Regions from separate parts of the Homo sapiens genome. Here region 1 is linked to region 2. A link is a loop called in an ENCODE intact Hi-C map of the cell type or tissue named here. Cell type or tissue: PC-3. All regions are shown on one strand.

Region 1 (2,500 bases), 350 kb before region 2:
AAATTAACAAATTCAGTAAAGTTGCAGGACAGAAAAACAACATTTAAAAATCACCAGCATTTCTATACACCAATAATGAATTAGCTAAAATGGAAATCAAAAAGGGATCCTATTTACAATGGCTACAAAAAATTAAAAAAATCGAATACCTAGAAATAAACTTAACCAAGGAAGTGAATGATCTATACACCTTTTTTTTTTTTTTTTTTCAAGATAGCAGATAGGAGGCAGTGTTAGCATGCCTCTCCCACTGGGAAAACTGGAAAAATCCACAGACCTTTTGAAAGAAGTGATAGGCTGCAGCCTACTCCATGAGATAGGAAAAAAAATAAAAGTTCCCAGAGTATGAGACGGGGAGATTCTACCTTTGAGCACATATCCCCACTAAGGAATCTGAAAATCCAGGCCACAGGAGAAGGCCTTAATGCTACCAAGAGCTGGAACAAATTTAGGGAGCCTCGTGAAAATAAAAGTAGAAGCAGTCGCAGGAAGTGCCTTGCAGGTATTCTGAGTCTCTAGTATGAACCAAGGAAAGCCATTCCTGACTATATCTCACAGGAGCCCTCAAGAAAGTTAGCCAATGAGCTCAGGGAGGGGTCACAGGGTAAAAGAAGCTCCCAGCTGAATTTGTGATATAATTTTGAGTAGGGATGTACACCCATCAACAGAACTTGGTGGCGAGTGGGAAGAGCACTGCTGACCAGCCTTGAGGGCAGACGAGAGGAGGAGGGATGTGACCCAAAAGTCATGCTTGCTATTTCTGCAGGGAAGCTTATGGCCTCAGGCAGGTCTGAGTTCTGTGCATATGTTATGTGGACCTAAACCTGGTGCTGATAGCAGGACACTTCAGGAGTGAGATTGGCCTTGCCAACTGCAAGGAGCTGGATGAGGCTTACTGCTGCCGGCTACTCCCCACTCCCTTTGTGAAATCTTCTGCATAGCAGAGGCAGTTATACTCACCTCTGGATCATTACCCTAGTGGCCTGCAAACCACCCCATGCCTCTTACAGTGGCTGCGGCAGGCCCCACCCAAGGGGAGTCTGAGCTCAGACCCACCTAACCCTGCCCTCACCTGGTGATATTTCTCCACTCATCCTAGTAGATGAACACAAATAACATAAACTTTTGGGAGCTCTACAGCCCTGTCCATCACCTAAGAAACCAGAATAATTCCCCTGGGCAACTTAAAGCAAGCTCAAATCCCACTGCTGCTACTGCAGCTGATGCTGTCTTGCAAGCGCCACCTCCTGGCTGGAGGCCAGCCAACTCAGGCCATCACAATACCTCTCAGCAGAATATCACTGCTCTCAGGAAGGAGAAAACAGCTGTGGGATCTCAGCTTACACCACTGCCTGCAATACCCTGGCTATCCAGGGGTCCTGAGTCTGTCCACATGACAAGTTCACTATTAGTATAACCAGCATTCAAGAAAGCCAGCACACTAAGCCTATTGACAACCAAGGAATCTCAGTCTACGTCACTCCCCTGCCACCTCCATTCAAAGCAGGTGCTGGTATCCATTGCTGGGAGACTTGAAAAAAGGTCACATCACTGGATCCTTTGCAGACATTCTCCATCACCAGCCCAGAGTCTGGTAGCCCTACTGGGTGGCTAGACCCAGAAGATCAATAGTAATCACTGCAGTACAGCTCTCAAGAAGTCCCATTTTTAGGGGAAGGGAGAGAACACCATATCAAGAGAACACCCCATGGAACAAAAGAGTGTGAACAGCAGGCTTGAGTCCCAGATCTTTCCACTGGTGGAATGTTTCTTTCAGCAGTGACCCAAGTGCAGAGCTGGGCACAATAGAGAAAGTCAGCACCTCTACCCCAACAGGCAGGCAGCCTCTGTGATCATGAAGGGTCTTGGAGAAGAGATCCTTGTTCAACCCTGGTACATCACTGCGGACACAACTGGAGTTTCTATCACAAGAATGCAGTGTATATGCGTCTATAGACAGCCTTCCTGGAACCATTCATGGTGATTGCAGCCCAACAGGGGGAGTACTCTCCATATTCAGGCCTGCATAAGAGGCAAGGTCACAATTCCCCGCTACTTGGAGCATCAACATTCCTACACATGAAAAGAGGTGCCCGTATGATCTGAATAGCCAGAACACTGGTACAGGAGTGAGGCTATGAGGTGGATAACTTTTCTGTTGGCCTGGCAGGGGAACTGAGGTAGCTCACACCCTTCATCCTGGTACAACCTCAGGACATCTAATTGAGAACTCCCTTAGCCACCTTCATCAAGGCTGGGATCCCTGCCCACCACTGAGGATTACATGTACCCACCTGCCTTAGCTACAACCAGTGACTACCAAGGGCTACCTCTCCTATTGGACTGAAGCCTGAATCATCAACTCAGTAAATAAAATACTGGAGTAAAGTTAAATAAATAAAGTATACATCACAAGAGAATGAGACAAACTTCAAGAGATCCCTGCCATTCCAACTCCATAGGAGACAGTGAACTTGCCCACACAACAAGTACATAACTA
Region 2 (2,500 bases):
ACAAAACAAAACAAACAAACAAACAAAACAGTGATAGTCACAGAAAGTAGAGCAAATGAGTCTGCCTGTGTGAAGTGAAAAGAACAGTAATGGCCATTCTTTTTTTCTGACGGATGGAAAACCCTAACCTGCAAAATAAATATTTTCTGCAGATGAAAAAAGGTGGGGAACTTTTATAGACCTAGCCATTCTTATTTATGAATGTGCTCATTCTCTTCCAACGTTTGGTTTATAACATATTTCAGGACTAAGATGACAATTTGGCCATACCATTCCTAATTTTGATGTTCTAAGATGTCAGTCATGGAACCAGCCAAAGATTGACTATATTTGTATAATAAGTAGATGTCAGGAAGAATGAGCCAGAGAACAGATTCAGGATTGAAATTGAGGTTTTCAATTTTAGAAATGGGATGGGCAAAGAGTTCAGTAACCATGCCTCACTTTTTTAAGGACAATGACACCAAATTACAAAAAGAAATGCATTTTATTTAGCTACTTTTATTATTTTGGGATGGGCAACCTGGTAGGAGAAAAGCCACCTTTTGAGTCTGTCACCTCCACATTAATTTGCTAAGAATATTTAGGGGTAAGGAGGCCCATCCCCTTTACTCACATTCCCTGAATGATGAGTCAAGGAGTAGCTTGTAGTAGTACAGCAGGGGGTGCAAGGGAAAGAAGGCAATTTCCTTTCTTATACAACTTTTCAGTTTATGTGGAATTTTAAATTGCTTAATTTTCAATAGTCTTATTATATAATTGATTTCTTTGTGCCTATTACTAATTATCTCCCTCAGTCTTCCAAGAGAGGTATAATACTTTTTCTGATACAGTGTAACAGGATGTTGTGACATAATAAAAAATATACATTTGGTTTCTGCCTCCTGTTCCTGCCACAGATCTCCTAAATCCCTTGGAATTTCCTGGGTAATAAGAGTGCCTTTATTCTAATAAGGCAACACTTGGCGGACTGCTGGATAACGTCAACATGAGGGCTGTTTTCCAGAAACACCAAGCCATAATTCAAACTGTGAGCTGGAGACTGGGTTAATAATTGGTCATGCCTACATGATGAAACCTCTATAAAAAATCCCTAGAAGGCAGGGCTTGGAGAGCTTCCAGGTTGGTAAATACATCCACAGGACAGGAGGGTGGCACACCCTGGCATCATGGGGACAGAGGCTCCTGTGCTCAGGACCTCGCCTTCACCTGGCTGTTCATCTGCATCTTTCATCATATCCTTTGTTATAAAGCAGTGAACATAAGTGAGTGTTTCCCTGAGTTTTGTGAGCCATCAGGGCAAAATATCAAACCTCAGGAGAAAGTCGTGTAAACCTTCCATTTGTAGCCAAGTTGGACAAATGTTATGGGTAATGTGGATATCCAAGCCATGCCACTGGCATCTGAAGTGGAGGGGTTGGGGTGGGGGCCCAGTCTTGTGGGACTGAGCCTTCAACCTATGGGGTCTGCACTAACTGCAAGGTAGATAGTACCGTAACTGAATTGTAGGACACATAAGTGGCATCCAGAGAGAACTGATTGCTGTGGGAAAAATATATCCCACACATTTGGTGTCAGAAGTGAAGTGTTGAGAGTAGAGGAAACAGTGAGTTTTTCCTCATTAACATTAAATTGGAATTTTCAGCTTTCACCACAATATATAATATATGAAATTCCAAAGAGAATTGTCAAACCAAAATGTAGATTTTCAAAGGAGCTATCAGAGAACCAGTTGGGCAGTTCCAAACCCACTGAAGAATACAAAAGGGTCCAAATATTGGAGATGAGAACAATTTGTTAAGAGGGGTGTGTGTTTACATGTGTTGCTAGACTGAGTTTCACCTTCTCCAAGGGGAGCAATGGAGTGCTATCTTTTGCAAAAAGGGCTTCACTTGGCCAATTTGGAGAGTTTGAGATAAGTCTCCTGGAGCTTGAGAGAGGGTAAGACTGGCATCTGACAGGCTTACTGGAGCAGGAGGGGCAACTGGTGAGCTCTTTGGGCAGTAAAGTATTTCTGGTGGAGGAGATGAGGACCTCAGGAGAGAGCTAGCTGGGGGCCACCTTTAGCTCTGTCCAAGAAGGACTTTCTGGAAGTGTAATGAGCCTCTAACCAAAATAGAGAGTGGATAGTGGTTCCCTAAACCCAGGGGCTGAGCACTGGGCTAGAGAGCTGCAGTTGTTGCAGCCAGATGAGCCCCACAGGGGGTGACCCTGCAGAGCCACCAAAGCAACCCAAAGAGGGAAAATCACCTGCAGACATCTGCCCATCTTACAGTATCAGAGCTAGCATAAACTTCCCTGCATCCTTTGCCTTTCTAGTCTCTGACTCCATTCCCATGGCAACAGCAATGACAACTTATAAGTAGCATATAAGTGGGCAAGAGGATAGAAAAATTACCTGCCCCTCTTCCACGGGAAGCAGCTGGTCCACTTCAGGTGAGCCATTGAGATGGGATATTAAACCAAATGCAGTTTTATTTATGGTCTGGAATTGGATAGT

The links. Peaks named below come from ENCODE experiments on the same cell type or tissue, not always from the same donor. Only the 100,000 strongest peaks of a DNase experiment are listed, where the experiment ranks them.
Region 1: a loop joins it to region 2, with 2.8 times the contacts of the local background. A loop is called at or near these places in 53 of 110 quality-filtered maps.

Annotation. Positions count from the first base shown.
Region 1 is chr4:141,701,446-141,703,945 of GRCh38, reverse strand. All of the region lies in intron 2 of IL15 (interleukin 15), which reads right to left. Among named protein-coding and RNA genes, the nearest start is that of IL15, 66 kb to the right of the region's middle. In PC-3, a CTCF peak has its summit at 1,225 (motif pointing left); no DNase peak of the experiment used is centred here.
Region 2 is chr4:141,348,860-141,351,359 of GRCh38, reverse strand. No RefSeq gene overlaps it. Among named protein-coding and RNA genes, the nearest start is that of LINC02432, 17 kb to the right of the region's middle. In PC-3, no CTCF peak of the experiment used is centred here; a DNase peak (open chromatin) is centred at 1,069; H3K27ac peaks cover 1,441 bases.